Regions from separate parts of the Homo sapiens genome. Here region 1 is linked to region 2. A link is a loop called in an ENCODE intact Hi-C map of the cell type or tissue named here. Cell type or tissue: dorsolateral prefrontal cortex. All regions are shown on one strand. Links, peaks and the distances in the headings refer to the core of each region. The heading gives the core; the rest is flanking DNA. Region 1 overlaps RBFOX3 (RNA binding fox-1 homolog 3). Region 2 overlaps RBFOX3 (RNA binding fox-1 homolog 3).

Evidence for each region. A loop is a pair of places that touch in the nucleus more often than their neighbours do. Peaks named below come from ENCODE experiments on the same cell type or tissue, not always from the same donor. Only the 100,000 strongest peaks of a DNase experiment are listed, where the experiment ranks them.
Region 1: it touches region 2 in a loop (4-fold over the local background); 4 of 110 quality-filtered maps call a loop at or near these places.

What each region holds. Positions count from the first base shown.
Region 1 is chr17:79,604,223-79,609,582 of GRCh38, reverse strand. All of the region lies in intron 1 of RBFOX3 (RNA binding fox-1 homolog 3), which reads left to right. Among named protein-coding and RNA genes, the nearest start is that of RBFOX3, 4.1 kb to the left of the region's middle. In dorsolateral prefrontal cortex, for the core only: no CTCF peak of the experiment used is centred there; no DNase peak of the experiment used is centred there; H3K4me3 peaks cover 2,705 bases; H3K27ac peaks cover 3,985 bases; H3K27me3 peaks cover 1,749 bases.
Region 2 is chr17:79,461,588-79,466,947 of GRCh38, reverse strand. The region is part of intron 2 of RBFOX3 (RNA binding fox-1 homolog 3); the gene reads left to right. Among named protein-coding and RNA genes, the nearest start is that of RBFOX3, 150 kb to the left of the region's middle. In dorsolateral prefrontal cortex, for the core only: no CTCF peak of the experiment used is centred there; DNase peaks (open chromatin) are centred at 1,492 and 2,453; H3K4me3 peaks cover 696 bases; H3K27ac peaks cover 2,740 bases.

The DNA.
Region 1 (5,360 bases), core at 104-5,103, 140 kb before region 2:
CCTCCCCCTCCCCTTTCCGTTCCAGCTTTGGCGAGGTACCTGATTTATTTAATGATCACTTTTAAAAAGGAGTCCCGCGGAGCCGCTAGTCCCGACGCGCGAGACACCCCACGGTGGAGGCTAAGGACAGAGACCCAAGGGATCCATCCCTGGGTTTAAGTCCCCCTTCCTGCCCCAGCTGGTGGTGAAGTCGCTTCTCGGGCGCGCAGGTTGCTAATTTCCTGCTCCAAACGCAGGTTGGACTCGGGGACGCCTTGGGCATGCACCCGGGCGCCCCGGGCACTTAGCGTGGAGCAGGTAGGAGGCTAATGGAGTGGGGTCGCCCGTAATGAGGTCTTTCAGCCGGAAGCCGGCTTCGGTTTTACTGGTCTGCAAAACATAATGGAAAAAAAAAGTATAAACATTGCGGCAGAACCTGCTCATTAAGTGTGCATCGCGGATTCGGGACGGATGTCTTAATTAGGCTGCGTTGTTCACGGGGATATTACACTAATTAAAAACCGACCCTCCAGGTGAGCAAAAATTGTGAGGGGAGAGAGGGAGAAAAGTTGTCGAGAAGGCGCTGCCTGATGAAAGCCGGGTATGGGCCTCTTGCAGGGGCGCCCCAGGTCACTGAGCGCCGGCGGGGTGGGGGCGTGGGGGCGGCATGGCGGGGGCGGAGGAGGGGAGCCTTCTTAGAACCATCCCGGCGCGCCTTCCTTCTCCGCCTCCTGCGGGCGAGGAGCTCCCTTTGGCCGAGGACCGAGGCTGGCCCCCCCGCCCCTCCCCCAGGACTGGAGGCCTTCCTGCGTGGGCGCCTCGCTCACCGCTCACCGCACACTCCTGGAAGCAACGCTTAACCCTTCATTTCCTGGCTGACAGCTTCTGGGAGGGCAAGGCTGTCCCCAGGAGGGAGACAGAGCGGGTGACGTGGGGACCACTGAAGGGGTTAAGGAGCAAGAAGCACGGTTGAAGGGACGCACCCAAGCCGAGACAGCCTGGGCCTGGCGAGGTGGCTGCGTGCGTGCGGCAGGGGTTGCCACTGGTGCTGGGCTGTTTGCGCTTGCACGGCCGGGGTTTTCTGGGGTGAGTTGTCCATTTCTAGCAGCTATCCACCCTCCTCCCCCCAAAGAAAAAAGGGAACCTGGGTGATTGCTTTGATCCACCTTCCTCAGGGGCCTGGGGCCTAGAGAGACCCGTGCCCACCCCGGGGACCTCGGGTCGCCTCTGGGTGCCAGGAGGAGCCAGGAGTCCAGGGAAGTCCCTAGGCTCCGCCCCTTACTCGGATGGGCCTTTGCGGCAAATGCTCCGCACCCAGTGACCTCGGTTGGGAGCCACAGCGGGGCTGGGAGTATTCACTGCCCTTCCGCAGGGACCAGAGGCGGATGTCGAGGGAAGGTGGCGGCATGGGCGGCCCCTGCCTCTGAGTGGCTCAGCAGGCACTCAGCGGGCGCCAGCACCAAGGACAGGGCCGGGGCCTCCACAGCCTGCCCTCCTCGCCCTCCCTCCTCTGACACGGTCCCAGGGCCGCTGGAGGCGCTGCGGGCGGCCGCCCTCAGGCTGCTGAGGACATGGGGAGGGCTCCCGAGGCTCATTCAAGAGCCAGAAAAGCCCAGGGCCTGCGAAGAGGTAATTACAGCAAGGAGGCCTCCTGGGTACCATTCCAGAGTGGGCCTTCTGTCCTGCGCCTGTCACTTACTCAACTTGGAGCGTGGCTGATGGCGCATCGGTGAAATGGAGAGATTATCGGGCTCTTTGGTGTCTAGGGATGAACTAGACACTGTAGTGGCCAGAGAAAATGCCATCTTCCCTGGCTGGTTCAGCCCTGTTGCCTCTCCCCTGCAGCCTTCTTTGACACCTCTCTCCCAGCCACATTCAGCCCTGGCCTAAGGCGCCTTCATACCGATGTGTGGCAGTTGGAGGTGCCTTGCTGCTGAGGGCAGGGGCCCTGCTTGGTTTATCTGCCCCCTCCCCCATATACGCAGATGGTGTTCTGACCCATGATGCCTGTGCAATTCGGAAGGAAGGAATGCATAAGTCACGCTCCTATCCCTCCCAGAAGCGCCAGAGTGGTGGTGGTAGGGGGTGGGGGGCAGTAAAGAGAGGAAAACATGTCAGTGGGCCAGAGCCACAGTGCTGAACGCGAAACTGCAATATTATTTTTCAGCCCTTGCAGGGTGGGGCTTCCCTCCTCTAGCCCAGCCCAGCCCAGAGCCTGCAAGTTTTGGTCGGTTGTCTCCCTGTGTTTATTTATTTCCACGCTCCTGCTTGATACTCTGTTATAAAGACAAATGGAACCTGACACGCAGCTGACATTTGGTGAGGAATTTTTTATTTTTAAACAAGTGAAGGGGAAGAAGCCATCTTGAAACTTTCTCCCCCTTCAACAGAGACCCGTTTGTTGGTTGGTAGGGAACCTACCATTCCCTAAATCCCTGCCTGCCACAGGCCCCTGCTCCTGGCACAAGGCACCGGCTTTATAAACACATCCCGTTTGTACCTCCACCCTTTGATAAGCTGCAGCATCTCTCCACGCTCTTTCATAAAGCAGCGCGGTATTTTCACAGGCTCATGAAACATTCAGGCAGCCTCAACATCTTACTTTCTGCTGCCTCTCTGAAGAAGGTTGCTCCCTGAGCCATCCCTGTCCTCTATAACGTCCTGGGTCTATCTCCCTGTCTCCCTGTCCGTCTATCTCTTCCTCTCCCCAACTCTTTTTTCCTCCTGTGCTTTCTGAGTGGCGCGGATGCTTAGTGTGTGATTGCCTCCTTGTGTGACCTGTGAGGGTTGAGGACGGCTCTTGGTTAACAGTTGCATGGCGGGCATGCAAGGAGCATTGCACACATACATATGCTGTGCATACCCGGCGGGGCCTGTTCTGGGTTGGGGACCCACAGACAGACGAGTCACCTCCCTTCAAGAAATACCACGTGACACAGACTGATTTGGTGTATAAAATAGACATTTTTAAGTGCAATGCACTTAGTAAATTAGTTTGCTATCACAGTTTCTCCAACACATAGACTGACACCAAAACACGCCTTAGAGGGAGGCTGGAATAATAAAGAGTATAAAGTCTGTTAGTTTATTTGTAGCTCGGGGCGAGCTCAGTCTATCAGTTGCATTTTGAAAAGTGTGGCCAGGGTCTAGGTGGAAGGAGTCATTCTGGATGCGTCTTGCCCGGGTACCACGGGAGTCCCCCTCTTGGCCTGGGAAAGGACCATCCACCATCTTTAATTTAGGGGCCTAGGGATGTGCTCCACTGTGTGATAGGACTCCTATAGAAATTACAAGTGCTAAGTGGACAAGTATGTTTTCTCCCAAAGCAAAGGCCACCTCTTGGGTGCAGGGAGCTTGGTGTCATCAGGCCTCTGATCCTGGCCCTTACCTGTAAGACACGTGGGGGCCTTGACTGTTCTGGTCAGGCCCAGGCGTCCTTCTGGTTTCTTCCTGGTCTCTAGACAGACCAGCAGCTTGAGGTGGTCTCCTTGCCCCTCCTCTCCCTTCTCACTGCTGCTGCCCCTGCCAACTCACTGCACTCGAAACATTGACAAGACTGTGGTATCGAAGGCTCTGCAGTCAGGGGATAGGGGGCAGAAGAACAAGGGATGGGGTGCTCTCCTCTGTGGGGAGTGTTCCCCTTGTGGGTAGAGAAAGCTGCGGCTTGGGGAAGCTTTTTAGAAGTGAAAATCAGTCTTCCCTTGGATCCGTCTCCACTCCTTCCGTGTAGGTTGGGGCCAGGGCTCGTGGGTTCCACCTGAGAGGTGGGTTGTAACTTGCTGGCGTCAACTTGAGTTGGGGGTCCTCAGCCTCCGTGGTTTCCTCTTAGGACCAAGAGCCAAGCACTTGCTACTGCAAGTTTTCTTTTAAGGTTTAATTATTTGTGCTCAGAACATATTCCCAGCAGAAAAAAGAAAGAGGAAGAATATATGTATTTTTAGCAGGAATTTACTTGCTTATTGCTTTGGTTAGCGGCTGTGCTGAGAGCTTTCTCCCAAGACTCCAGAAGAACAGAGGCCTAGGCGGAGCAACCGCTCTGTACCTGGCCGTCTCCCTACTGGACCCACCGCTGGTCATCAGCTCTGTATGCGCAGGTCTCTGCGTGGCTGGCTGCTCCATATTTGGGGAGGTGAGCCCACCCTGCCTTGAACGCTGGGCTGTGAGTGGAAGCCAGCTGGCGAGGAAGGTGGCCGGGTATGTCTATTTTAGCCCTTTTAGAAAATAATCCCATTTGCAGGCAAGGAAACTGCCTGAGCATAGAAAGCTGCCACCAGCCAGCCCCTGAACAGTTTCAAGTCCTTGTTTGGGGGCCCAGTTGAGATCATAACATGTATCTTTTGTGCCAGAGCGGAGAATCCTGTGTGCCAAGGCATCTTGTCTTGCTCCAAAATTCTCCCTCCATCAAAACAAACAAACAAAGGTAACCCGGACCTCCAGATCAGATTCTCTTCTGCAGGGCCACCAATACAGTAGTGGAGGCAGTGTGCCACGCAAACCAAGGGCGCATTCAGAGTTCTGCCCTTGAGCAGCCCGAACACCATGGACTGCAGTCCTTCTCATCCACGTCTCCTTGTCTATGACACCAGGTGAGACCCAGGGATGAAGATGGCAGGAATGGTGTCCCTGGAGTCCAGGTGCTTCTCCTGCCCTTGCTCTCATCCTGCAGTTCACATCCTTGGACACCAAGCAAATGCCGATTCCTGGGCCAGGCTCATGTCTCCGGATCGTTTGCTTTTAGGCAACGGTCATGAGAACATGGAGGAGCAGGCTATCCTCAGCAATGAGATTTTTGATGGAAAAATGGGAACCTCTTTTGGAGCCAAAGGACATAGGGTTTCCTTGTATTAGGAAGGTCCACAATTTGGAGAAAGATTTAAAGCAAGTACAAACACCCTGGTACCTTTAGAAATCATTTCTCACTAAACTTTCATAGCTCCAAACTCTTAATGCAAATTAGAGGTTTCTCTCCTGGATTACATCAAAAACAACTCCTATTTTTCTGGAACTTTTGAGGGCTGGGGGCTGGCTGAAGCTCCAGGGTCTGTTCCTAAGAGCTTCTGGGCACCTTGGAATCAAGCACCTGCTGGTGACCTCTTCTTCCCCACCCCACCCCAGCCCACCCCACTTTTTAAAAAGCAATGGCAAGAAGGGCTTTGTAGCTTTTTGTTTTCAGCAGCGAGGTGTGAGGATGACTTTTTAATGTATCACCTGGGAGAGCCGCACACACCGGTATGTCCCGACATTACCCGTCACCTTGAGATCCGAGCAAAAAAAGGAAACCCAGAATATGCTTTAAACTGGGTCCATGCACAGGCTCCTGATGGGCTCTGCAAAGCCTAATGACTTGGTGTTGACACCTGCCCTTCACCCTGGAGGTGTGG
Region 2 (5,360 bases), core at 199-5,198:
GATGTCATGGAGATGGCTCATGCCTGTTATGGGGTCACCTGCCAGGTCTGGGTCCAGGAGGCCCTCTTCACACCTGGTCGTGTGGGCTGCCCTAGGTGGGGAGACCTGTGGCCTCTCATCGGCTGCACTCTGTGGCTCCCCATGGAAACCTCTCCTCCAATCCCCTGAGTTTACCACTCAAACCAGTCACTGGGCCCCATAGCAACCAAGGCTGGCAACGGCGCCTGCCGCCCGGGAGAAAAATTAGCAAAATCGCTTTCTCTTGGGGAGGGTGTGTGTGTGTGGGACTTTCATTATATAATAGGCCAATGTTTCCAGCTCACTTTCTAAAAATGCAGAGGGTCCTCCAATGGGCATGCATGGCCTGAGGTCACTGTGGCATGTTATTGGTCCCTGTGGTCTCCAGAAGGGCTGCAGGTGACCCTCCCAAGGTCCCAGGGAGTAGCCTGGGTCTGTGCTCCTTGGGGAGGGCAGGGGCTCTGCAGAAAGCCAGGCAAGGAAGGAGGGAGGTTCTGCCCTCGACTCCCCAAGGGGCAAACACTCGCAGGTGCTGCCCTTCTCCATCCTGGGTCACCCACCTATCTGGGGCAGCTTTGCTTCCCTTCCACTGCCTGTGCTCGCCCCCCGCCCCCCAGGACTCTTCCTGATCACCAAGGCCTGTGGCTTTGTGATGCTCAACCAGAGAACAATCCGGGAGAGGGTGCGGGGCCTCACAAGCCTAGGGCTTCCAGGCTAGAGGAGGGAGGAGGCCGCTGGGGCCCAGTCCCACCTGACATGCTGGAGAGATCTTGTCCCCAGCCCCACGGGGTAGAAAACACAGCCCAGCAGAGGCCGGGTCTGGGACCTTGGCTTGGAGCTGCCAGGTGTCTCCACACATGCACTTTGGGCAGAGGGAGCCTCATGGGCCAGCCCTTGGATGTGGATATGGAGACGACCTCTGGGCTGGGAGATCCAGCTGGGTTGTTCCTGGGGGCCGTGGGGATGCCCAGAAGCTTTGCTCAGGGAGAGGGGAATGGGTGCAGACATCGAGGACAGATGGAGCCGGAGGAGTGGCTTTGTGGAGGCGTAGAGAGAAACATCCAGGCTAGGGAGGGATTCTGTCCAGGCGGCCTGCACTGCCCAGGCCGCGATCCCGTGCCTACTCCCTGCTGGGCGGATGAGAGGCCACCGGGGGCTGAAGCATGGCTACCTGCCGAGTGACTCCCTAACCTCACTGCTTGCTGTGGGTCCAGGGCAGGCCCCGACGGGAGCCCTCCAGGCCAGAAGCTGGCCACGGGGCTGCTCCTCCGAGGCTGAGGCAAAGCTTAGGCTAGTTAACATGCAGGGAGTGTTGCACTTGGAGAAATTTAGATGTATTTTTTTTTTTTTTGTGCATGTGTGCTTGCATGTAAATGTGGGTAGGTGCTGTCCTGATTGATGGCAATTAGCATTTTCTAACGGGAACAGATGTTCAGATTGCCAGGAGGCTGGTACCTAACGCCCACGCTGCCATCTGTTCGCTGGGCAGGGCCAGGGGAAGCAGCCCCGACCCGTGGCCCTCCAGTCCTCCGTGGTGTGTACTTAACAGGATTGCGTGAGATTGTTTCTGGAGGGAAGAAAAATAATAATAAAGATGTTTTCGGGATTATAAATAGTTCATGCTGTTTATTATGGGATGGAGCTTTTCTCTGACGAGCAGCTCTGGTTTCTATGTGGCCTGAACAAAGGGAGCTCTGAATGGAATGCACAATGTCAGCTCCCGTGTCGGGGTGAGGGGAGGCCGCCTCGGGAAGCCAAGGTCGTGGTGCGTTTCATCGGCTCGAGGGTCTGAGGGCCAGAGGAGGAAGACACGAGGGAGGTGGAGAGAAGTCAGAGGGTTTAACTCGGGGTTTGCAGTCCTTCACTTCCACCTCGCCTTCGGAAGGCTGAGCTCATAAACGGGAGACCCTTGGGTCCCCATGGCAGTGTGGCAGGTGGGGGCTCAGAGCTGGGGCCACCTCGTGGTTCCCCACTTGCTAACTTGCCGAGCCTCACCCTCTTCACCTGTCAAATCGGGTTAGTGACCATCCGACTTCACTGAGCTTCTGCAGGGACTGAGGACTCATTCACAACAGGGCGAGCACTGTGCCAGCACGTTGCTGGCATCTGAGCGGCTGGGGCTGGCCTGTTCTCAGCTGTCCTCGGGGCCGCGGAGGGAAGGCCCTGGCCTCAGTGTGCCTGGCACCCTGCACTTCTTTCTGTGGTCAACCAAGGTGGCTCTTACGATGCTCCCAGCAGTGGCAGAAATGTATTCTCCTTCTTTTTCTTTTTTCCTTTTTGGCTTCTTAAGGCAAAACAGTTTGTTTGTTTGCTCACTTGCTATAAAAAGAGTTGCCTCCCTTCCTCCCTTCTCCTTGCCTCCCCCCGGCGTCTGCATCACGGCACGTTCCTCCAGCAGGCAGATGTCTGCGGGGGAATCTGTCGCCTGTCCTCGGGCCGCCCCGACAGATGTACTGGGCATCCTTCCTCTGTGGGCCGAGGTGCACGTGACACCTCTGTGTCCCTGCTCCGCCTTGATGGGCATCCTCCCCAAGTTGGCGGTATTGATGGACGGCACCTTGGGCAGGCACAAAGGCCCGTCCACGTAAACATTCCCCTCTTCTCCGGGCTGTCGCTAACATTTCCCCCAACGTCTTTCTGGGAATTTTCTCTGTCCGTTGGAAGAAGCTTGAAGGAGAGGAAATCGGCCAGTCTCCTTGGTGGTGAAGGGAGAGCGAACATTTCCTGATGTGCGCCCGTTTCGCAGAGGCCTCGCCACAGAGCACGAGGAGCTGGTGCACTCCTGCGTCTTCCCATCTGGATTTCCTGGTCTGGGTCCAGCAAAGCAGCAGTCAAGTTCCCCATCATTGGTGGTTGCCAAGGGCTTACGGTTAAGCCCAGGAGGAGTTTGTTTTTGCAGAGCAGCCCTAGGAAAGCTGTCACGGCTGCTACCAATGGTGGTGGAGGTGGCAGTGGCAGTGGCGATGGTGGTGGAGGTGGCAGTGGCGATGGTGGGGAGGTGGCAGTGGCAATGGTGGTGGTGGTGGCAGTGGTGATGGCGATGGTGGTGGCAGTGGCAGTGGCGATGGGGAGGTGGCAGTGGCAATGGTGGTGGTGGCAGTGGTGATGGCGGTGGAGGTGGCAGTGGCAGTGGAGATGGTGGTGGAGGTGGCAGTGGCAGTGGTGATGGCGGTAGAGGTGGCAGTGGTGATGGCGGTGGAGGTGGCAGTGGCGGTGGAGGTGGCAGTGGTGATGGCAGTGGCAGTGGCAATGGCAGTGGAGGTGGCGGTGGCGATGGTGGTGGAGGTGGCGGTGGCAGTGGCGGTGGCGATGGCGGTGGAGGTGGCGATGGTGGTGGAGGTGGCGGTGGCAGTGGCGATGGTGGTGGAGGTGTCAGTGGTGATGGTGGTGGAGGTGGCAGTGGCGATGGTGGAGGTGGCAGTGGCGATGGCAGTGGCAGTGGCGATGGCAGTGGAGGTGGCAGTGGTGATGGCGGTGGAGGTGGCAGTGGCGATGGCGGTGGCAGTGGCAATGGCAGTGGAAGTGGCGGTGGCGATGGTGGTGGAGGTGGCGGTGGCACTGGCGGTGGCGATGGCGGTGGAGGTGGCGATGGTGGTGGAGGTGGCGGTGGCAGTGGCGATGGTGGTGGATGTGTCAGTGGTGATGGTGGTGGAGGTGGCAGTGGCGATGGTGGAGGTGGCAGTGGCGATGGCAGTGGCAGTGGCGATGGCAGTGGAGGTGGCAGTGGCGATGGCGGTGGCAGTGGCGATGGCGGTGGAGGTGGCAGTGGCGATGGTGGTGGAGGTGGCGGTGGCAGTGGCGGTGGCGATGGCAGTGGCGATGGCGGTGGAGGTGGCAGTGGCAAAGTCGGTGGAGGTGGCAGTGGCGATGGCGGTGGAGGTGGCAGTGGCGATGGTGGTGGAGGTGTCAGTGGCAATGGTGGTGGAGGTGGCAGTGGCAGTGGCGATGGTGGTGGAGGTGGCAGTGGCAACAGGGCAATCGAACGATGCTCAAAGAGGCTTCTCTTGCTTTCTCTCCTCCACCTTGGAATGGGCTTGGGCTGAGAGTGTCCCAGAAGAAGTAAATGTCAGATAACCGCTGTGTCTGGGCTGGAGACGCTCTGTGTGAGCTTTCAATATGGCAGCTAATGGGTTGGAAAGATAGACGTGTGTGTAGTCATTTCCCCAGTTTTATAATTCCGTATCTGGGACTTTATTTCATCTTTACGTCTTGCTTCTTTCTCTCCAGAAACCAATTTTACTTTATATCAGGACTTCTCAACCTCAGCACTAGTGATGTTTTGGGCTGTAGGACACTGAGCAGGATCCCTAACTTCTGTCTACTGGAGGCAGTAGCAATCCCTCCACTAAGTAGTAACAACCAATAATGTCTCCAGGCATTTGTCTCATGTCCCCTGGGGAGCAACACTTGCCCCCAGTTGAGAGCCACTGTTAATTTATTCTTGAGTGACTTCATTTCTAACATCTAACGTTGAGGGCTAACTGTGCGTAAGACACCGTCTATGCCTTCCTAAGCATTGAATCCATGTAATGCTCCATGACTTTTCTTTTTAATCATTCTTTCCACCCTACAGAAGAGAAATCTGCAGTCCAGCAGTGTTAGAGAACTTGCCCAAGGTCACACCATTAGTGCCTTGGTGGCAGAGCTGGGAGTCAGGCTCAGGCAGCCTGTGCATCTTATCGTTACATCGTTCATGCATCTCATGAGTGTTTGTTGGCCACGTACTATTTGCGGGGCACTGTCTTAGGAGCTTGGTACTCATTGATGGATAGAGATAGAAATACCTACCCTCATAGAACTTGTGTTCTAGAGAGAGAGGCAGACACTGAACACATCCATAAATTGTACAGTTTGTTAGCAGGTTAATTTTCTAGGGCTACCAGAACAAATTACCAAAATCTAGGTGGCTTAGAACAACAGAAATGTAATCTCTCACAATTCTGGAGGCCAGAAGTGAGAAATCAAGGTGCCCGTTGGCAGGACTGGTTCCTTCTGGAGGCTTTGAGGAAGAACTTCCCTTGCCCCTTGCACCTTCTGGGGGTTGCTGGCCACCCATGGCGTTCCTCAGCCTGTGTCTGCATCCCTCCAGCCTCTACCTCTGTGTCACATGGCCTTCTCCTCTGTGTCTCTGTCCAAATCCCCATCTTTTTCTTATAAACATGCCAGTCATTGGATTGGAGGCCCATCCTAAATCCAGGACAATTTCGTTTCAAGAGCTTTGACAAATGACATCTGTGCAGACCCTGTTTCCGAATAAGGTCATTTCTGAGGTTCTGGGTATATCTGAGTTCTGGGCGTCCACTGTTCAACCCACTGCAGTAAGTGATGCTCACCATGGGGAA